Regions from separate parts of the Mus musculus genome. Here all the other regions are linked to region 1. A link is a loop called in an ENCODE intact Hi-C map of the cell type or tissue named here. Cell type or tissue: left cerebral cortex. All regions are shown on one strand. Links, peaks and the distances in the headings refer to the core of each region. The heading gives the core; the rest is flanking DNA.

Region 1 (7,649 bases), core at 2,486-4,985:
CACAGCTCAGAACTGTTCTCATCCCATCGATATTGGGTTGGTCAACTGTTTCCATCTGGGCTGTGGGCACCCTTCCTCCTCCAAACCCATAGAGTACCACCCTTACCCCTTAGCAAGGGAATGTAAACTAGCAAAAATTGGATTGCTCTGATTTTGTTCTGCAGTCCATACTTTATTCTAGGAAATCGCTCCATTGTTGTGGTTTAAATCTTTTCTTAGCATGCTTCCTTTGTTTCGTGGGTTTTACATGAACTGGCTTAGACTAAACCAGTAAGGATGGCAGAGACCCATCTACACTAGGCGTATTTAAGGGTATTCAGGACGGGTCTTGGGTGAGCTGGCATGCTCTGTACCTTTCTCTTCCTTTAGCCTGAGCCTGGGTCGGAAGAACTCATCATTTTAACCACGTGTTTAGATCCGTGCTTAGGTTTTTGAGCGCCCACGATGCCTTTCAATAATTGCTTGTGGCACAGGGTTTGGGTTTCCTTGGGTAGTCTTTGCCTGCTGCTACCACAGGCCAGACCTTTCAGAATTGGTCAGTGGCAACGTTGAGCTTTGTGGCCGTAGGTGATTGCTCCACCAGCAGGGATTGGAGAGAGGAACTTAATCTGGAAGGCATAGCTAATAATTTTAAACCTCGTTTTACAGTCTGCTCTCTTTCCTTGGCCAAGAACTTCTATACTCCTTCTATACTTCTATATATGCCTAGTGAGAGAGGCAAGAGCCAGATTTTATTTGCATTCATCCATCAGCACTCCAAGTGCATGTGTTCAGGGCAGGACTCTTAAAGCCACCCTCCTCAAAGATCAGTGCCACAGCTCAGGAGGTCTGGCTATAGGCAAGACTCTGTGTGACCCAGTTGGCCAGGTCATAGAGGTGCTTGGAGTGGGAGGACAAAGGGCTAATCTACCAGACCTCCCCTCCTTTCAAAACAAAACAACACAACAACAACAAAAACTCCTAGGCCTCTTTCTATCCATTTCTAGATGGCCATAATGAGAGTTCCACGAGGAACCTGTCCCCACAGTACCCACTCTCACCCCACCCCTGCAGGAAGGAACAAGTGCCATTTAGGTTTCTACAGCCTGCTATGTTTAGGGATGGCGGTGCCAAGGGCACAGGCCAGGGTCCCCCTCAAAGGAAGATGAAGAAGTTGGGAGACCTGCACTTCGTATCTGGGAAGAGAGTGTGAGTGCAGATGCCCCCTAGGCACGTTGATTCTGAGAGGCCTCTTGTACAGCTGGGGGAAAATATCTGCTGGCTTTGGGGCTTTGAGATTATCTAGAAACCTGTGGGAGTCTGGTGGCCTCATGGCCTTGACACTATAGCAGACAGCACAGTACACTCAGGAGTGGCCACCTTGCCTGTCCCTGGTTATCTTTTCTCTTGGGAATTCGCATGCACACCCCTCCCTTCCCACCTACCTCTCTCCCTACCCTCTCTCTCCCTCTTTGAGTTTTCTCAACCCCCTCCTTTCTTCCACCTTGGAGGTGGCTAGGGTGGCTTGCCACTCGGGCTCACACGGGGAAGCTCTGCAGAGCCCGAAGAGGTCACTCCAGGAGGGCACTGGGCATGCACACAGGGATGCTACAGAAAACACCCACCAACACCCAGAGGCTGCAAGGCTGGCCCCAGACCTCCCCGATGGAGCGGGAAAGTCGGCTGGCTGCGGGCAGGCTTTCACGGAAGCGCCCTGGAGGTCCCAACCCAGTGGCCGGGTTTTCTTCTCTAGTTTGGCAGGGTCTCCTCGCCCTCTGCCTTCCCTTCCCCCCCAAATAAATAAATAAATATCTAGGAGGGCAGCGATCTCGGCGGGGCGCTGGGCCCCGCGACTCCGCGCAGATGAACTTCCTGGCGCATCAAGACTCGCTGCAGTCCTCCCGCCGAGCGCAGGATATGGGGCGCGCTCGCCTCTCTTCAGAAAAGGAAACGTAGCTCTTCCAAAAATATAAATCAGTTCTGACGTCCAAATATTTCTTTTGTCCTCCAGCATCCTCTGTAGGGATAAATAAAACGTGCTAGGCGCCCAGAGGCCGACTAGGGACCTCGGGGCGCCCAGACGCCGCCTCTGAAGTGCTGCTTCTTGCGGAGTCTCCCTCCCCATTTGCCACTCTTACCCGGCCTTGGACCCCTTCAGCTTGCCCCTTGGTCCCTGGAGTCTTAGAGGGCGATTGGCTTACGGGGCTGGCCCAGGGGGTGCTGGGGAAAAAAAAGAAGTCCCGGAGAGCAGGGCCTGAGCAGCCCCTTTCACCACCCAGCTAGCCCCCAATTTTCCAGTCCACACAGGGTGTGCACCTAACCCTTCCAGGAGGGGGCTCCTGGTGCCTCATGGCCTCGGGTTTCAGTAGTTCCAGGAGGACTCCGGAAGACCCCACATCAGGCCGAGAATACTCCTTGGGCATTCCTAAGGCTGCTGCTGCTCACCCAGAGTCAGCGAGGAGACTGTGCAGCTGATAACAGGGCTATCAGCCTGCCAAACTCACGTGTTGGCATGGGTTTAGTCAACCTTGTGCAGCTGATAACTGGGCTATCAGCCTGCCAAACTCACGTGTTGGCATGGGTTTAGTCAACCTTAAGCCTGTTCGCCTCGTAGGAACACTTTCTAGTTCTGTTAGGGTTTCCACTGGGATTAGAAAACAGCTCAACAGTAAGGCAAACCACAGCCAGCAAAAGTGGCAGAGAAACCAGCAAGACCCGAAAGAAGGTGGGTTGAGGGTGTGTTCCACAACTCCATACCCCTTCTCTTCTCTCTCCTGAAGCTGGGGTGTTGGGAGTCTCCTCTCCCCACCAAGTCCTCCCCCCTCCACGTGCACCTATGAGGTGAGCCTGAAAGAGTGGGGTTCATGGATACAGGACAGAGGTTCCCATCTGTCCTGGGCATTCCCCCTCCCGACAGTCTCAGCCTAACTCCAATATTCTTGTGTGGGTCTGGCTCGAGATTGGGCTGCGTGTGGGCGCTCTTCGCTTACCCCTTTCCTCCAGGGGATCTTCATGGCTGAGCTGCCTCAAAAATCTCCCGTGCAGAATATCTTAGAAGGGTTTAGACAATCTGTCACCCACCACTTCAAGAATGCTTCCTCCCTTTCAAACACAATCCTTGGACACCAGAAAGTCTGCAGTGGGCGTGCGCTTGAAAAGAGAGTAACTATGTAACCAGCGTCAGAGACGCTCGGAACGCTTTCAGAAACAAGGACCAGGGCCAAAAATCCCTCCAAATGATTTACGGACCCCCTCGTCCTCTTTCCCACCTTTTCCAGGACTCTGCCTTGCGCCTGCCAACCTACATCCTCGCTCTGAGTAATGTCAACTTTGAATACTTCTTGGTTTGTGTTTTTGGGAGGACACACTTTGCTTCCCGAGGTTCAAAGAAGATAGTATGTCTAGGATGACATACTTGTGGGGTTTGCTCGCAAAGTCTTTGCTGCTTGAGAGGGAGCGAGCTGCAAAGCCTGGTTGTGGATTTTTGGAGTGTCAGTTTGCTTTTGTGTCTGCTCTGGCGACTTGGGGGAACTGAGACGCGCCCAGTGTTCCTCTTGTGTCCGCTGGGTGGCGCCAGGCTCTTGGAAATGGCAGCCCCTGGGGCAGCCTGCAGCGGTCCACCCCCCAAAGGCTTGGTTTCACCTGCGGGCGCTGGAGCCGGGTGGGGGTGGGGGTGGGCAGCACCCTCCCCCCAACCCCCTTGCAACTGGTTGAGGTCTATTAGTGTTGCGCTAGGTGGATAGATGCCTTCAAATACTGGCTTATCACGTCCTCGTCCTCGGTTGGTCCCCCTTAGAGGCACATTCTCCAGTTCCATTTTCAAAGGAAAAAGAGCTAGGTCCAGGTGAAGAGGTCGGTCAGTTCCTTTAGTTTTTGGTTTTCAAAGGCGGTATGAGCGGTGGTGGTGGTAGAGGCGGAGCGGGTAGGAGTTAAGGGCATTATGCCTTAGTTTTCAATTACATAGGGAGCTCCTGGAGCTTTACTCTGGTCCTGTAAACAAATGAGTGAACCGAAAACAAATAAGGGAACCAACCAACCAAGAATACACCAACCAACCCCCAGGCTTGTTGTGTCGGGGTTCCGCAGCGATTTTCTACAAACGGCCTATTTTTCTTTTTTTTTCTGGACCTCAGCCATCTGGTCTCCCGTTGTCTTCAGTGACGGCAATACTAGGGGTTGCTTTTGTTCTCATTCTTCTAGACAGAGGAAAGCCTATGTGGCTTCTTAAAATTGTCCTGGTGAAATCCTGCAAAGTGAAACGAAACCTGAAGGGTCCTTGAGGGACAGGCTGGACCTAAAGTGGACGCTCCAGGCAGGTGGGAGTAGGCTCTGGCAGCAGGCTGGGGTTGAACCAGACACACCCAAGCATCCTACTGGCTGGAAAGGAAAGGAAAGGAAAGGAAAGGAAAGGAAAGGAAAGGAAAGGAAAGGAAAGGAAAGGAAAGGAAAGGAAAGAAAAGAAAAAAAAAAAGAAAAAAAAAGAAAAGAAAAGAAAAGAAAGGAAAGGAAAAGAGAAAATCCCTTAAAATGAGTGCAAATAAGTTATTGGTGCAAACAGTAAATCCTTTTGTGAAGTTTTACTTTGGTATTTTGTATTTGATATTGCGAAGAGATTCACAGTACAGTGATAGGGAATATGCAGAGTCTCCCTCTCTCCCACTCTCCTGACAACCAAGTATCAAGTTTATTATCTCGATTGCCTTAATTATTTCCTCAATTTTCATTTCTGGCTGAAATATTTTAAGCACCTCTAGAAGTCATGTTTTTGAAAATGCACATTTTTCCTCCCCTTAACACCCCCAAGTCTTTCATTTTTTGGATAAACAAGCAACTCCCCCCCCCCCCGCCCCCAACTACCACCACCACCAACAGGACACTCAGAATCAGGGCAGGACAAGTGCTCTGCATATTTTTCACCAACAGAATTTTCCAATGTGATGCTCCCCTCTCCCCCAGAGGGACTTTAAGCCCAAGTTTTGGCTTTGCTCTGCCAGCTTTCTTCCTTGAAAGTCCAGTGTGTGCTTACCATCACGATCCTCCCTCCCTCGTCACCAGAGTCAACTCTACATTGCTTTCTTTAGCACAGCCCATATCAGTTCTAGAGAACACATCTCTCTCTCTCTCTCTCTCTCTCTCTCTCTCTCTCTCTCTCTCTGTGTGTGTGTGTGTGTGTGTGTGCAAGTATGTGATGTATGTATGTATGTAAGTATGTATGTATGTATGAGATCATCCTTGTACAGCATTTTAAAATACATTTCTAGGCAGGGGCTATTTGTGGGAAGAGCTTTTCTCATAGTTTGAAAGTGCCTGCAGGAGAATGTCTGATTGGCCAGGGGGGCTAGGGAGAGCTGCAGATGCTGGCAAAGACGTTTATTAGCCTTGCTCCTTGACCTCTTGACTAATGTCAAGACTCTATGTACATTTATTAAATATTTGTTGATTTACTCATTTTTTTCTGTGTCCTTGAGGGCACATGTTCTGCTCTTTCATGTTCAATGAAATCTTAGCTGATAGGATAGATCACTCCAGAATGGTGATAGGTAGCCCTAAATTTACAGCTTGCCAAATTACACTTGGTCATAGTGATTTCAGATCCGTTGCTAAGTATGCTCGAACTTCTGTTTTTACATCTTTTTCCGTAAAATATAAATACTAAAAATTAAGAGATAATGACCATACACTCTCCCATGGTGACTGTAAAAATAGAATCAATGGTGTAAAAAGATACACACAGCCATCTTGTTACTTTTGGCCCAAGCGAGTAAAAGTTCTGTTTATTTTAAGTCACCCTGTTTCATTCCACATGGGATTGTTCCCCCTCAGCACTCTAAGTAACTTCTCTCGTGCAAATCGGTGTGCTTAAGCCCACTTCTAGCCTGGCCTGGTGGCGCTGCAGGCGGCGGGCGCAGGGGGCGGGGGCAGTGGTCGGCTCCTTCAAGAATGAAGTTTCTAGGCTATGGCTGGGACTCCAATTGCCCAGATCAAAAATGGAAAGGAAAGATGGATATTATTCTGTGTAGGATCAGGAAGCCCTAGGAAGGATTTACCTCGTTCATTGCACCTGGGGAGAGATTCGCGCCCTCACACAGGTGATGTGTCCTAGCATTGTTCAACAAGACGGTGCCCTGGAGTGTGCATGTGCACTCACGTGGGATAGGGGAGAACGTGGTGGTGCGGGATTGATGGTGGGTGTGTCAACTGTGCGGGTTGAAATAAGACAACAGAAGGTTGCAAGCTCCAAAGCAAAAATTCCTGGGCCAGAGAAGTGTGCTCCAATTTGGGTTGTGCTGGCTCTTGCCCTATCTTGGTCTGGTCTGAGGGTCCTGGGATGGCTCACGCGGGAGGAGCCACGAACAGCCGGCCTGTATTATAAAAGTCCTTTGCTTGAGTGTTCCATTCCGGAAAGCACGAAAGCATGGCGGAAAGAAAAAGCCTACAACGAATGCTTCAGGAGTGGGAGACCCTCCAGGAACCCTGCGGGGTTGCTGGCTGGCTTCAGACACTTGCAAAACAGTCTCTTGAATTTGTGCAAGGCAGAAGTTTCCCCGCTATAAGCAATCTGGCGAATGGGTCTCCAGCCCCAGCCTGGATATAAAAAGACTTCTGTTAGCACCCCTACCCACCCACCTTACCCCTAGGCTACTAGTCTCTGGGATCTGCAGCATTGTGGACTTACGGTACAGGTAAACAGGTACTTATAACTATAGATACTTAGGTAACTATATATAGAGAGTTATTTTTTCTATATGTATTGATAGGGTTATTGTGAAATCTTTCAACGAATTCGTGCAAGCTGAGCCCTTCCTTCCACCCACGGCCGGTGGGCAGTGCTCGGTGAAGGGGTGAAGGTCGGCCCTGAAACCCAGGGAGCAGATTCCTCCCAATCCGGGCAGATTTCCGTGGCCGCGGCTTTCCACGCGCGGATTCCCCGAAGCCCGGAAGCGCCGAAACCTCCAAGCCCCGAAGCCCCGAAGCCTCGAAGCCCGCAGTGCTTGGGGGAGAACTGGACTCTGCTGCTGGTGCCTTCACTTTGTTTTAGGATGTAAGAAGTAGACTTGCACAGGAAGCTAAGGCCGGCAGGCGCTGAGCTGAAGCAGGTGCGCAGCTGGGCCAGTTTTTGGACAAGGGACCTGGTGGCCCGCAGCGGTCCTGTGTCCTTTGAGACAGGAGCCTCCTGCTCAATGTCCACATACTTGTGGCTACAGATGGCGATGGATAAGAGACACTCTTCATAGGAGAGTGACCTTGTTGGACGCAGCGGGATCGAAATTTCAAGGGTCATCAAAGGCTACAACCTAAAAGGTAGAAATGGACGGTAGTTCCCTCTCTGCCAGCCTTTCCTCCCAGGCTTGGATCTGTGGCTGCCCAGCACAGCGGGGACGAGACCTACAGTAAACCGCTGCTCCTTGGCCTTGCTGGAGAGGGAGCGGCTGCACGTCGGCGCTGAGAAGGGTGGTGGCCCCCTTTGAGACAAGCTTCTGGGGCGGTCACAGGACTCACTAGGTGCCAGAAGGGAACCTCAGCTGGCGCTGCCCAGTCCAGGGACAGTGGAGGAGGGGAAGGGGTCGATACCTCTTGATTCCGAACAGGCAGTGCCTACCAGAAGGTTTTTGTTTGTTTGTTTGTTTTATTTTTTCATTTATTTATTTATTTATATTTTTTGGTTTTGT
Region 2 (7,649 bases), core at 2,000-4,499, 58 kb after region 1:
AGGAGAGAAACCACTTGACCGTTGGGAGGTCTGATCATCTTTGTCATAAAGGCGAGCTGAGACCATTTCATGTAGTTCCACTAAATCCGGGCTGAAGTATGTCTGGGTCTGAAATATCTGTATAACTGTGGAAAGAATTCTGACTTGGGAGCTGCAGACTCTGGGTTCCAGAGCTTGATCTGTCAGAGTGGGACACTTTAAAGACAGCCCTCAGCCACTGTTTTCTTGTATATATAGTGAGTACTCTTTCTTAGATCCTAAGATGTGAGTTATCTTAGCCTGTGAATTTGTTTTGTATGTTGAGTGTGGATATACATTCCCAGAGGCAGAAAAACGCAGCCTGTGAAACTTCGGAGCCAGTGCAAGTGGACAGGGTAGGGCTTACTTATTGATGCTCGTAGGTCAGCGAGGCTAATCCTGGGAAGCTTTCTGGGGCTCCTAGGAGAACCTTTATTTGCTGGCGGGGAGCTTGGCTTTTGTGTCTGTTGTAGGGTACTAGGGGTGGGAGTGTCAAGAATCAGTTCTAGAAGGAGCCCGAGGCTGTGGATTTGCCCTGCCCACCTCACTCAACCAGCAGAGGCTCCGGAACACTGGATGCTCTTGGCTTACCATTAGCCAAGTTCATTACCAGCCACAGCATCAGGGTGGTGCAACAACAGGTCTGAAGGTCTGAGCTCAGACTTGATCCTACCAGCTTCAGCACAGAAGGCCCATGTCTCTGAAATTCGAAGCCATGTGGCCTGAAACAAAAGTGTTTCCACAGGCCCCCACCCCGCTCTGTGAAGCTGTTCTGTCTCCCTGGAGGCCTAGCACCCAGAAACACACACACACACACACACACACACACACACACACACACACACACATTGCAAGATACAGGATATAGAACTGACCATGAAAAGCCCAACTGAGACCAGAAACTCCCAGTCTGGGACTCTCAACATTCCTTCGAAAACCCTTCAGTCCCTGGGGACAAAGGCTTAGGAGGGAGCCCTGTGTTGACGCTCAGTTTATTAGGAGGGATGGTTTCCTTTAGAGGGGGAGGGGAAACAGCTGTGATTTTAAAACACCACCTTTCCCTTTTAAATTGGTTTTTGTATTCTTTGACACAAACAGCGATTTCAGTGAGCAGCAAAAGACACAGCATCGGAAGAGAAAAGAATAAGTACCAATGGGGACATGGATGTCAGCACCCTGCACAGATAAGGTGCCTAACTGGAGAGAAGTCAGGTAGAAGGCAGAGGGGGCTGTGCAAGCTATAAACCCTCCTGCCCTCAGACATGGAGGGCTTGCTGGGAACGTGCAGTTGAACATAATCTCCACGAGGGGAACCTGCCTTTCTCTTTCCTGATTGGTTTGTTTCAGCTTTGTCTACCTTTTGCAAGAATCCAAACCCATTAGTATCACTCTGAGGAATACTGAGAACTCCAACCCCTGGAGGCTTTCTTACATCCCTGTCCCAGAAGGAGCATCCTCCAACAGGCTCACTGCTTTCTTCTCCATGAAATGTTAAGATCTCAGGTCACGTTTCTGTCTGGCATGGAGGCCCAGATATTCTGTCTGAATATCTCACCACTTCAGACTTTTCCAATGTACGGAGCTGTTAGGGACCTGTTGCTTTTGAACTTACCAAGGAATCAGCGTCCTTATTTGCGAATAATATCTCAGCTGATGGCAGGAAAGATCACAGAAGTGTTCACACCCAAGCAACTGTTTTAGTTCAAGAAAAGGTAGCTTTGTTTTGATAAAACAAAAAACAAAAAACACTAGCATTCAAGTTGCCCTGAAAATTGCCTGAAGGCAATTTTTGGTGTGCCAAATAAGTTTTACGCCAAGATCAAGTTTCCAGCTTCAGTCAACTGACTTGAAAATGTCCACCTGACGAAAAGCTGTTTGCTACCTCACCTTGCCAGCTCACCTGGCCGGCTAAAGGTTCTTAGGAGAGAGATAGGCAGATGTATGTGTTGTGCTAACTCCTGAATGTCTTTGAGTCTAGGAAATTCTATTAATGGAAGGCACATCCTAGACATTGTGAAGCAATAGCAGAAAATGAAACCACAAATATCTTGATCTCGGTATGAAGGACTTTTTGTTTGTTTGTTTGTTTTCGAGGCAGGGTTTCTCTGTATAGCCCTGGCTGTCCTGGAACTCACTTTGTAGACCAGGCTGGCCTCGAACTCAGAAATCCACCTGCCTTTGCCTCCCAAATGCTGGGATTAAAGGCATGCGTCACCACCGCCCAGCCTGAACCCATTTTTTTTGGGGTGGGGGAGTGGTAAAAATATCTACCCCAATCTACTATCACAAAGTGTTTTGTAGATCAATTTTGAGTTTTATTTTTTTTTAAAAAAACAAGCAGTATGCCTGGGGTTCATAAAATTTATATACAAATATATACACAGACACAAATAATATTAAAATAAAAATCACACGGTTTCTCGTGGTGGCGGCCCTGGCACCCCACAAACATAATGCTAACTTTTCCTTTAAAGAAATTGCTTGGCCCAAGAAGACCACAGTTAGGTAACCACTAATAAAGCTGTAGCCGTTGCCTGCAACATTTCAATTCAGGTTTCAAAAATATATAAATAATTTAATTACAAAAACCCAACAACATTTCCCTCTTTTTTTTTTTTTTTGGCACAGTGAAGCATTGGTTGTTAGCAAAGAAAATGACCATAAGTTTGATTGACAGCTCTCTTACACGCAGCAGTCACTCCTGTGAAAGACACACATTTACACAGCGGGGTCTCAAAACCCCAAACAGTAGTCATCATTTACCCCATGGAGTGGTTCCCTGATGTATTTTTCTTTTTCTTTTTTATGGGTGGGGAAGGTAAATCAGTGGAAGGCGTGACGCAAATAGGAGGGAAAGGAAAGCCTCTATGCGGGAGAGTACAGGCCTGGCCAAGAAATGGAAAAGAACGGCTTTGATCCTCTGTAAAGTTACAAAAGACAAAGGAAACTATTCTGGACTAAGTTAAAACACTTGGGTCAAAATGCTTAACTTTAAGGCACATTTGATGGAGAGTTGAAAAAAAGAAAAACTCTATTCCTCCGGAAAGTGGAAAGTGCACAGCCCTAGAGCCCACATTCCAACCTCCTCAACAAAAGGCGCCCCCAACTCCACCCTGCTCAGCACCCCTTCTGCTGAGCACAGAGCTCCTGTCAAGCTAGCAGAGTCTCCACCGGGTAGGACAGGTGCGGACCGGGACCGCAGGCCGCTGCCGCCTGCAGGGCCGTGGGCAGCCGTAGGGGGCAGTACAGGTGCGCCGCGCCGGCGGTCTCCGGACCTCGGAATGGCTTGGCTGGAGCCGCGGTGGAGAGGGGCGCCAGCAGAAGGGGCGCCGCGGGCTGCACCTCGGTCCCGCGCGACGCCAGCAGCGTAGGCTCGCTTGCGCCGTAAGCACAGAGCGGTAGCAGAGCGCCACCGGGCGCCGCGGGAAGGAGCGCGGGATAGGCGCGCAGCGGCGGGCAGGGAGCGGCGCCCCAGGGTAGCTGCACCCCCAGAGCCGAGTCGCCGTCGCGGCGGCTGCGAAAAGGCTTGCTGAGAATGCTGTCGATGGCGAAGGAGCTGGAGAACTTGCTCGCAGGGCTGGAGCGCTCCTCCTGGCGAGCCGGCGAGCGCGCGATCGGGGAGGAGCGGGCGGCGGGCGCGGGCTGCGGGGTCCCGGCAGGTCCGGGTGGGGCTTCCTCCGGCCGCAGCCCGGACGCGGAGACTGTGGTCCGGTGGCTGAGGCGCTTGCGGCGGCGGCGGAAGACCCCGTCGGCGAAGGTGTATTCGCTGTTGGGGTTGAGCATCCAGTAGTTGTCCTTGCCCCAGGGCCGCGAGGGGTCGCGCAGCACCTTGACGAAACAGTCGTTGAGCGAGAGGTTGTGGCGCACGGAGTTGCGCCAGCCCGTGTAGCTGCCCCGGAAAAAGGGGAACTTGCCCATGAGGTACTCGTTGATCTCGGCCAGTGTCAGGCGTCCGCCCGCGGAGTCGCGGATGGCCATGGCGATGAGAGCGATGTAGGAGTATGGGGGCTTGGGCCGCCGCGTGTACGGCTTGCTGCGCGCGCCCTCGCCGCCGCCCACGCCGCCCGCGCACGGCCCTGCCGCGGAGGCCTGCGTTCTGCTGTCATCAGTTGCCTCCGGACCGTCTTGGGCGCTCGGCCCGCCACTCGAATTCCTCTCGCCGCCGCCACCTTCCAGATCCCCGGCGCCGCTGCCCGCCGCCGGGCTGTTGGCTGCACAGTCCCCGTCTGAGCCTAAGGAGTCGTCACCAGCCGCGGACAGTGGAGATGGCACGTCGCTGCTGCCGGCCCCCTCCAGATCGCTGCCCATTTTGTCCCCGTGGGCTGCGCGTGGGACGAACACCTCCAATTTCATGCCGGCGCTGGTGCTTCCAGTCCGGCACAGTTACCCCTTTCCTGCGAGGTCGTAGGAAGCGAGTGGCGCCCGGAGTGGCGATCCCGTGGCCCGCTGAGTCTGTCTTCTCCTGGGAGGGACCGCTCCTGCGTCTTTCCGAGAGAGACGCTTTTCCGAAAGGTTCTCCTCCGCTGGGATTTTTTTTGGGAGGGGTTTTGATTGTTGGGTGAAGTGAGGAGTGGAGTGATAGAAGTTGGTGCAGTGCTGTCCTTACTCCGAGGTTTAGAGACTTTGAGCGGAAGACAAGCGAGGAATGAGGGGCCACCCTGCGAAGCGGGGGCCAGGACACACCAGCCTTAGGATTTCGTGCTGGGAGGACCGAGCCGGCGCTTATGCTATCGGTCTGGGCGTCCAAAAGTGTTCCTTCGCTGGATGTCTAGGTCTCAGGCACCGACCTGACGTCTGCTGGCGCACCCGCTACTTTTGAGGATAGGACGTCTTCAGCCTCGAGAGCCCATAGAAAGGAGTCTTCGAGGCCGCCGCACCCGCAGCCGCCTTGCCACCCCCGGCTTCCCGGGCAGCATGTCCGCGCTGGCCGGCCGCAGCAGAATCTCGCCTCCACCTTCGGTCCGGCCCAATATAACCCTGCGGCGGCTCCGCGCGGGCGGGGCCTGGGCGCCCACGGCCAGGGGGTGGGGGAACTAGGTGGCCGAGGTGGCCGCGGCTCCCCCCAAGGCGTTCATCAGGCCGAGGCCACGCGGCGGCGCGGCCACAGAGTCTCCGCGGGCGCAGGTTGTTTGTTTTGGGTCTGGCCGGCCCCGCCCTTTCGGTCTCGCCAATGGGGAGCGAGCGCACGGCTAGGGTGTGCGCGCGAGTGTGCGCGCCTGTGCGGCTGCCCCGCCCGCCCCGCTGCGCAGGTAGGAGCTTCTGGCTTCCCGCGGCCACCGAGTGGGTTTCTGCGCCCCCCGGACTCACCAAGACGATTGCTCTCCTATACCTGGTAGAGCTGACACTTTTTGGACGCTCCAGAGAGACACCTAAAAGGGCTTAGGCCGAGGGACTGGTTGCATAGGTCTGGCCGCCGTCCTGAGCTGCGCGCTGCGTGCAGCCTGCGGATTTTTTTGGCAAGGAGAGCCAATATTCTTAGGAAAGGAAATCCCTGGTGATAATTGAATCGCTGAACTGCAGACACCCCGTGGAACAGCCTTTGCATTGACCTCTTTCGTGCCCTTCCTCTTACTTCCTCTCTATGGCCAACTTTACCCCTTGTAACAAGTAAAAACCACGAGCTTGAAATTCTATGATTCTTTTTGGTTGATCGTGCCTCTTGTTTCTTAGCCGGCTTCCGACTTTCACTTTTATTTTGTCATACCTGGCTGGAGGCTCTGGGGGGAAGGAGGCAACGCCCCATACTTTTACCGGGAGGCCGCTTTGCAAGAGAGGTGCCCGGCTCTGCCTGCCTTGAGTCCCTTCCGAAGTCTTGTGACGTGGGCTTTGCCCACAGCCATGCAGTGCCCGGGTCTAGCAATCAACAAGAATCACGGGAGGATGTGTGTTCCTTGGGGCATGAGGCAAAGGCAAGGCGTGTTTATCGCTATTTGTCTGCAACTGTGCTCTAGAACTTGCCTTGGCTTTAGTGGCACGGGTGTCAAACAGGAAAGGAGGCCTCTTCTGCAACTCCTCCGACTCCCTGACAACTCTGTGTCAGTTCTCCAAGGAAAGGGGCCTTGCACTAGGAAGGGTGCACTTTTGACCCTATGCCTACCACGCCAGCTTCCTCCTTCTTCCTGCTTTTGTTGCGAATAATGTTGAGGCTGCGACTATGTGGGAGAGCATGTTTGAAGTTTATTTTATTACTTTCCACCATTTGTGTGGAAAGCATACACAAGCTTCTCTTCTCTTAAGTCAAGAAGCCGTAAAGGCGCTCAGAATGCAGTGGGCATCTTGACAGCCAGCAGGAATCTGATGTTTTGTAGTATGCAGGGAGTAACTGTTTACCACGTGGTGCGTTCCTCCAGCCTCGAAAAACAGCCTCTTTCAAGGGGTTCCTCTTAGCTCCTGCCCGCAAATGGATGGTCCCTAGGTCCTGGCCAGGGGAGTGCGTTGGGATGAGAATTAGCCCAGTGCAAGGTGACAAAGCATTGATTTGGCCAGGGATAAAAGACATTGTTAATGAAGGTTGTCCTTATTTGAACTCAGCGTGCCTGTTTTATGGAGGAGATACATTTAGGAGGGTTAAGACTCAATAGGCAATAGGCAATAGGGAGATTCCAGGCCTAGGAACACCAGTGGCTGCTAATCCACTCACTGCCAGTCCACCTCACTGCCAGTCCCGCACTTCATCCGTCACCACCTCTCACTAGCTGCAGCAGATACTCTCCTTACCTTGATCTTGGTTAGGCGAGGAAATGCCTATTCCTCGTCCCTATTAAGCTGACTGTTGGGTTTGGAGCTTGTGATGGGGGAGGAGAGGAGGATGGAGAATTCTCAGCTGGGGTGAGGGTGGGGCAACTCTTTCTACTTTGAGAGTTCTTTGGGAGGTTGGAATGGCTAGGTAAGATACTACCCATGGACCACTACGACGACTTCGGAGAGGAAGACCCCAGGAGGAAAATGGCTGGGTCCAGCTATCTGGGAAGGGGAAGAGGAACCTGGGAACTAGGATACAGACTCCATCAAGATGGAGTCTTGTCTTTATTTCTTGGCTGTATATCCTATTCTTGCCCCATCGATACCATGTGCTGAGAAAAAAGTTTGTCTTAAGTTAAAAATCACAAATAAAACTCTTCTATGCGGTTGCAGTTGATTTGACTGTTTTGAGCTGATGTTTTGTGTCTGGAGAATTCATTCACCTTCTATGGATGATAAAGGAAAACAGCAAGAAGAGAAGAAGAAAGATGTCTGTTTTCCGAATCTCTATCCCCACACCCTTGAGGTTGGGGTTTCCAAGTTTAAAAGAACAGACACCAACTCCTCGTCCCCAATCTCCAGTTTCTTCACAAATTCCCCCCCCCCCCCATTTTTTTTGATGATGTCTCCTTTAGCTTTGTCTTTGGGGATTCTGATAATTGATGGATTGATAAGTGCCTGTGGGTGGTGCCTGACCAAGTAGCTGAGGTTGCGAAAGGCTTACTAGCTACTTCTCTTGCCCTTTAATTTTCAGGGAGATGAGTAGCTGAGCTATGTGGAGGAAACACTCAGATCTCTGTGACCTTCTTTCCTCCCTGAAGTGGGTTTTATGAAGAGAGAAGTGAAGCTGTGGACGGCAACAGAAACTTACCTGTGGACACTGTTCTTTT
Region 3 (7,649 bases), core at 2,000-4,499, 630 kb after region 1:
ACTGCAAGCCATTTTTAGGGCTTTTTAAAAGTAGCACTGGGGACTGAACCCAGGGCCTTGCACATACCAAACAATGCTTCTAGCATTGAGTTAATTCCTTGACTACTGTCAGAGCCTTTCCAGACAATGTCTCCCATCACCACTTATTACTGCAAAGGACCATTTCCTAAGATCCAAGAATGTCCCAAGAGAGAAAGCCTATCTCCCTTCCATTCTTTCTGGAGAATCTTTCCCTCTTAGGCAGCCAATTCTGCTAAAATTCTGTCAAATAAAAGCACTTCAAGGCGTGTTTTCTGGGCAGAGGAATTCACAGCCTTCCAGTTGGGCTTCTGGCCACCTGGGCTCACCTTCTAGAAACCAGACCATCCTAAGGCACCAGAACACAGCAGTCAAAACCTCCTTTCCACAAACTCCCCTCGAGAACATAGTATAAAAACCTAGAATCACTATAGCTCAGTAATATCTTGCTTGTTTCATATATGCAAGGACCTGAGTTTATCCTCAACACCGCAAAAATAAAAATAGTCCTAAAGGGCACTTTGTCCATCATGACTTCGCCTCAGTTAAAATTTACAGAAGAGTAAGTAACTGCTGCCATTCAGCAAGACAGTGATGGACCCATCTGCTGAGCTGTGTCCTGCTGCAATGACCACTATAAAATCCCAGGGGCTTATAGCAGCAACTTCTTGCTCATTCAAGTTTCATCCTTCGCTTCCTGACTTCATCTCATGTGCTCTTGATCACAGAGCCTAGCTAGGCAGAAAAAGCAGCCTTTCTCTGGGTCACCGGGTGTCCTGACAGAGAGGATATGATGACATATGGACCAGGCCATTTCTGTTCCTATTCTGTTGTTGAAATAAGCCACAGATCAGCTGTTCTGAGTAGAATGGTGGTGTAATTCTCTCAGAGGGAGAAGACTCCTGGAGAGGATACATTTGAGCAAGTTTACCCACTGTGATATAAGTGGAAGATTTGGATAGTGATGTCATCCAGAAAGGATGCTAGGTGAACCAGCAGATCATATCAACTTGTTACTCTCAGCCTTAACTTTCTCATGTATAATCAAAGATTTGGTTTACAGGTATCAAGGTCTCTTCCAGCTCTGACATGGAGACCAAACTTTTGCCTCATGGTTACTTGGAGTTGAGTGTGTGTGTGTGTGTGTGTGTGTGTGTGTGTGTGTGTGGTGTTGTTATTCATATGAGATGTGCTAGTGTAGTTTCTATATTTCTGAGAGCTCACCGAGCATGGTGCTTAGAGCCATTTGCTGGATAAATAAGTTAAATCCTATGGATAAAGTGTACACCTGGTGCTTATTTGTTAGATAACTTCCTAGAAATCGTTTCGATGATGTAATGTGACAGTGAAGGACACGGAGACAACAGGACACATAAAGAGAGGCAGTGAGGGAGGCAGGCCAGAGAGCCAAGGCTAAGGAGGCTGCCCCTGGCAGACTGTCTCACAGAGCTTAGTGGCCGAGCTCCTGGCTCACTGCAGGATACTAATCTTGGTCTGCCGGTGGCTCCAGACTCTACAACCTGCTACATCTAAAGGCACGCATGTTTGGAAATGAAACTATGTAAATGGGGAAGGCTCCACGCCCCCTTCCTTATTTTGTAAAGAACCAACTTAAAAACCACTAGAATTCAATGAGAGGAAGCGCTGCTGCGTTGTACAAAGATGAAATTCTGAATTTTACTGCAAAAAGGAAATGGTCGCCCTTCTGACCCAACAAAGCAGTTGATTTGCCAAGAAAATGTTATGAACTAAAAGAAGCCAGTTAAGAAGAAATGCACAGGGAGGGTTTGTTCTCATGCAGTCTGCGTGAGGAGACACATACCATTTTAAAGGCTTTCCCGCTATTACCACAGATTCACAGCATCGAAAGTCACACGAGTACAATGTACAACGTGAATGTCATACTTGACGCTCAGCTGAAGTAGGGCTTATTCTGGGTGCTTCTTGTCTGCCCCACACAATAACGGGTATGAGATTCCTAGCAGATTTTCCTTAACCGCAAGTGGGACTCAATTAGTTCATTTCTTGATTTAAAGGAAAAAACAAAAACAGCAAAAAATGCCAGACGGTGTCGATTTGCTTTTTGTTTATCAATTCCCTAAGGATGAAGATCAAAAAACGTTCGTTAGTCTAGTTATAGGTTTTAAAACCATTATCCCCACATAACTGGTAGGATTCATTCAAAAAAAATAAAATAAAATAGCTGTCTTGTGGAGGAAGGAGCACCACGCCACTGAAAAGCCATCCTCTCCTGACCAACTTCAGCACGGTGAGCTGGAAAATTGCAAAGGGTGGTGAAGTGAAACAGAAAGCAGGGCCGGATACAGAAGCAAAACCCTGGAGGGCCTGGGAAGAATCCAGGCCTTCAAAGCAGAGATTTGAACACTTCAGACAAATGCCACCAAGGAAAGGAGTTTCCAAAGCTGACTTCTCATTTTCGCAGGGATGTCAGATACCATTCCATCCCCTGCTGACTGCAGAAGTCTGGCAGACCCTGAGCGCAGCAACAGTCCTGCACCCTGCAGTCTAAAAACAGTGGCCTCCCAGGCTGCCTGCAGCATTTGGGTAAGCAGTAGCCAGGCGGGAAGAAACAACCAGATTTAAAGTCTGACACCTGAAATCAAAAGCTCTTTTACAATTTTTATCAACTGCCCGGGAACGTTGCTCTGTTTCCGTTTCGGGCGACTCACACAGGCCTGGCTGGCCCTAGTTTATGCTAGGATATAGGAAGTTCAGCGCTTCTTCCCAGCAAGCCAAGAAGTGTGGGCTAGGGTGAAAGGCACTGTCACAGCCTCCCACCCTCTCCTGTCCCCACTGCCCCTCCACGGCCTAGGGCGCCTTGGACGGATCGCATGCCATTTCCTGCATGCGGCTGCGGCACTAATTGAAAATTTGGGTGGCCTTGCTTATTTATTTTCCTGGAATGCGGCGGGTTATATTTTCATGGCATTTTCTCAGCAGTGCAAGCGGTTCAGTTTCAACTACAGCAAAAGAAGAAAAGCCAGTGCCGAGTCAGCTGTAGGCGCAGGAGACTGGCTCTGCGTTAGTCTGGCTTCAGCTGTTCCCGGAGACTGCAGAGCCCTCACTCGGTCCGCACGGATTCCTCTCCGCCTGGGGACTCGGTGACAGGCTCGTAGCCCTGCCAAACGCCAGCCAAAGAAGGAGCTGCCACCACTTAACAGCTCTTCATAAAACGCACGGGCCCTGATTTCTATCCGTTTAATATTAAGAAGCAGGGCTTATTTCAGCATCCTGTCCCGCTGAGGTTGGTACAAGTCATGGCACTACACACATTCTCCAAGCGTTTTTACTCAGGGACACAAAAGCTAACGGCAAAACTTTTTAATTTTCTCGAGCTGCCAAACCACGTTGTTCTAATAACCTACCATTGTGTGGATTGTGTATTGCGGGACAGTCAAAATGTCTCAGTGGAATTGTATAAAAACACAATTTTGGCAAAATTAAATTTACACATGTAGCTTAGAGAATTTAGACTTCACAGATGACTTTCGATTTCATCCTGTGGATGCGCATCTTTGGTTACTGCTAAATTAAAACTATGGAGAGAGGGTAAACTTTAAACATTTTGCATATATCTATTAAAAGAGAATTTCAGAGTGGCTGGGTGATCTCTATATATTTAATAGATTTGGTTACTGGAGAGAACTTCTTTAATTCGACTCTTCAAAGGAGAGCTTACGGAAGGGCAAATCAGGTCCCACTGTGTGTTCTAAGTAAACTGGATCTAGGTCCCTTTCTTAACCTCCGGAGGTTCCATCCCTTGACTTGGTTTCTGCTACCAGGTAATTGACAGGTTTACAGTGCCTGTGGATTCACCTCAAAAAGGACAAAATACGATCATTATACGAAGCAAGGGTCTCTTGGGGAACTAAAAGTAACTTCTTGAAAAATGTTGGCTCTTTTTATGAGAGATTAAAAAAAAAACTTCATCTGCACATTTTAATAAAAGTGTTATGAAATGAGTTATTTCTTATAGAAATAGCCTTAAGCTGTCAAAAATCATGCCTTTAGATAGAAATAAATGAAAATATAAAGATATTTGGATTCTGGAGTGAAAAGGCTTACTGTAATCCATAAATAGGATCTACTTTCAGTATAAACTTTTCTTTTTTCTTCTTTTGGGCTGAGGGTGAACCTTGTTTTCCTTACCTCCTATTTTTTCTCTCATAGTTAAAGAAGTTCATTTGGGGTGGGGGATCGTGGTTATGCAAATATTGCCTAGCAAACTGTTCTTTCTTTGACTATACATATACAGGCTGAATGACAATCATTTTTCACACAATATTGGTTATAAATTTGAAACTCATTATCTAAGATGTGCCCTACATATAATAATCACAATACCTTTTGTTTACATGGCTTTTCATAGACTATAACCTGCTAGGAGGCTAACCTGCTTAAAAGGTGTATTAAATTCAATAAAAAAAAATAAAGGAAAATGAGTTTATTATTTCTTTAAGGTAAACACTTTCAAAGTAGAATTAGCATGCGGCACAGGAAATGTATATATTTAATCTTAAATGGCTATTCAGAATAGCCAATCTAGTGAAGAATAAAATCATTAAATTCTCCCCCTTTTAGCAAATGGCTAGGAAAAACTCATTCATTGTGTAAAAGTGAATGTGTTTAATTTAAAAAGTAAACCACACCGTGGCAAATGCAGCACCTTTCTTTCTTTTTAATTTCTAAGTTATTATTATTATAATTATTGGTTTTTTCCCTCTCTCTTGCAGTAGTATGCTAAGCTTTGGCCTGACTATATTATTATATCATATTGTATTTTATAAAATAAATAGCTCTAAGGTTATGGTGTATTTAGAAGCCTAGGCTGTTGTAAATAAGTCTGAATAAATTGGACTTTTTACAGTGTTTACTATTTTTAAAAATACCCTAAAATAAAATTAATTTCTTTTTAGTATTTCCTATTAATCACATCTACTTTCCTGTGATCAATAAATTTTAGAATGTCTGAGGGGGTTCTCTCGGTGTCAAATAATAAATCTAAAATGTTTTTTTTAAAGAAATGTATTTCAGAGTATGAATAAAAACAGAAGCACCTTTTGTGACTTACCCTCTCCAGGGTGGGGCCCAGAGCTGTCATTTCATTTTAACAGAGATGTGTTGCTTCACGGTGTATTTTACAATTTGCAGACTTAACCCACAGATGAATTTACACACTGTCCAAAAGAAATTAATTCCTAGAATTTCAAAACTGTGTCTCCTGCAAATGTAAGGAGGGCTTACAGGACAGAGGGCAGACCATCATCTGCAGTGTGCCTGGAACAGGCAGGGCTCCTAACCGGTGCCGTGAAACAAACGACAGAAGAGCCTAGGTATGAGCCACCCTCTCCGATTAGTTCTCTCTTAAAACTAAATGACTTAGAACACTGGCCCATCTGTAGAGTGTTGGATTGTACAATTGTTGGATCTCTGAGTCAGCTTTCTACATCTGACTTCCAACTGTAAACAACTCATAACTCACCTGATTCGGATTAGTTTATCCCAAGCATGAGGCAGAATAAACCAGGGTTCCTTCAGAACCCTTTTCTCATAAGAGAGGCAGCAAGAGGCACTAAAGTTAAGAGAGCAACCGGCCTGTGGGCCTACAGACTGGCCAATGCAAGCTGTCAACTCACTTTCGGATCGAAGCTAACGCTGTGGTCAGGAAGCCCAAACCTTCCCAAACACAATTCTCTAGTTACATATTCCTCTGATCTGAACAGATGTCGAAGGCAAAGAACCTTGAGATGAGCCACAAAATGAAATATGTTAATTAGAAATGGAGTTAATTAAAAAGAAAGTTGGAACCCACTGTCAAGACTCTTTTCACATGGGGTTGTGCTGGAGGCCCCAAAACTCTAGGGAATAAATATTGAAATTATGGCAGAAGGATGCAAAGTAGGCTACAACGTGGTTAAATAAAAGAGAATCTAAACACCCTAAAGGTCCTGAGACCCCACAGCTCTTGACATCCACACCTAGGCCCATTTCCAGTGGAGTTTGCCTCTGTTTACCCATTGAGCTTTTTGTAGGAGCTTCTACTTCCAAGTTCTTTTTAAATTTTTTATCTTTTTGAGCAAATGTGTGTTTGTTTGGTGTGTGATCCTGCGTATGTATGACTTTGTATATGTACATACATATGTATAAATGTATGTAGATAAAAAGTGCACAAATGAATGGACACATGTGCACATGAGTATATGCATGTGGAATGTGCACACAGTGTGCATTTATATGTGTGTGTGAGTGTGTGTATGTGTGTGTGTGTATGTGTGTGTGTGTGTGCATGTGAGCTTGTATGTGCCTGTGAGTGTATTGTGTGCTTGCACTCATGGTATGAGCAGTCACAGACATCTGTTAGAGTTTTGAAAAGAAAGAACTTCTGATCTTAGGAAAATGGGCTCTGCTTAAAATAAGAAACGGAAGGAAGGAGGACAGGAGAAAGAAAGGAGATGCAAGGAGAGGGAGAGGGAAACTTGAAACTTCTTCTTCTTGCCTTCCCTTCTCTCTCTCCATCCCTCTCTCCCTTTCTCTTGTTTACCAATAATTCAAGCTTGTATAGTGTCAGCTAGTTTTGAGTGTGCCATAGCTTTTCTCGCCTCAATATTGAAATGATATCTTTTGGAAATAGAGGGTGTGAAGGTAATTCTCAGTCTTTATGACCTGGAGATGAATTCCTTACCCAGAAAGAATAGCAAGTTGATGTTTTCCACCTTCACAAAAGGTCAAAATGGCTGCTAGGGCTTTGTAGCATATTTTGGTGGCCACCATGGAAGATAGCCCCATGGAGAAGGTGCATCCCTGGACTGGCCACTAGGGTGTGCAGTATGTTTACCCTGGTTTGAAACACACAAGGGGACCTAACCAAACTACATGGAGAGTTTAATACTTGGGAATTCACTCTGGTGAATATTGAGAAGGTGTCTAGCTCTGTTTCTCGGAAATTAAAAGCCTTTATTAATCACAGTGATCAGAAGCAATGTATCATTAGCAGCAATATTAAAGATATGCTAAGATATACTGTGGCAACATGAGTTCATTGATCAGAGTTACTCAGTAGCTTTCTATATATTTGTTAAATATCTAAGTAAGCGAATTGTGAAGGTTTTGTTGAATAAATAGTTCACTAGATGATGTGTTTTTACTTCCTAACCTGCTTCTCTATTTAGAAACATTTCTTATTTCTATTTCTATTTAAGAATATTAAGAGCTCCTGGGCTTATAAAAGTTAAGCTGATGTTTCCATTAATTTATATGCCAAGAAAATACTGAGTATAGGTGGAAAGCTTTGATTCTGTGAAATAATTCTCTAAAGAAACATGAGGATCCTAAATGACTTTGGTCCTCTAAATGTCATGAAATGTGTCACATTTCTGATAAGTTTAAGGCAATTAATGTGAAATAATTAGTCTTTTCGTCTTATTTATTTATTTACTTATTTTGATACTCAGTCTCACTCTTCAGTCTAGACTGATCTGGAACTCTGAATCCCAAGCTGGCCTTGAACTTGTAGTTATTCTTCTGCCTCAGTACTTCAGTCTTCCAAGTGCTGGTATTGTAAGTGTGATCCAACACACTAGAAAGTTATTAGATTCTTAGCATCTACATGC

The links. A loop is a pair of places that touch in the nucleus more often than their neighbours do. Peaks named below come from ENCODE experiments on the same cell type or tissue, not always from the same donor. Only the 100,000 strongest peaks of a DNase experiment are listed, where the experiment ranks them.
Region 2: it touches region 1 in a loop (3-fold over the local background); 17 of 42 quality-filtered maps call a loop at or near these places.
Region 3: it touches region 1 in a loop (3-fold over the local background); 16 of 42 quality-filtered maps call a loop at or near these places.

What each region holds. Positions count from the first base shown.
Region 1 is chr13:31,614,599-31,622,247 of GRCm38, reverse strand. No RefSeq gene overlaps it. Among named protein-coding and RNA genes, the nearest start is that of Foxf2, 7.4 kb to the left of the region's middle. In left cerebral cortex, for the core only: a CTCF peak has its summit at 3,539 (motif pointing right); DNase peaks (open chromatin) are centred at 3,535 and 3,787; H3K4me3 peaks cover 1,210 bases; H3K27ac peaks cover 1,012 bases.
Region 2 is chr13:31,555,639-31,563,287 of GRCm38, reverse strand. It overlaps Foxq1 (forkhead box Q1), which reads right to left and starts at 5,118. Exons shown (of 1, transcript NM_008239.4): 1 at 2,312-5,118. The coding sequence starts at 4,371. The coding sequence ends at 3,169. In left cerebral cortex, for the core only: a CTCF peak has its summit at 3,267; DNase peaks (open chromatin) are centred at 3,313, 4,216 and 4,373; H3K4me3 peaks cover 2,104 bases; H3K27ac peaks cover 1,238 bases.
Region 3 is chr13:30,981,072-30,988,720 of GRCm38, reverse strand. No RefSeq gene overlaps it. Among named protein-coding and RNA genes, the nearest start is that of Exoc2, 11 kb to the right of the region's middle. In left cerebral cortex, for the core only: no CTCF peak of the experiment used is centred there; DNase peaks (open chromatin) are centred at 2,358, 2,565 and 3,107; H3K4me3 peaks cover 1,515 bases; H3K27ac peaks cover 1,624 bases.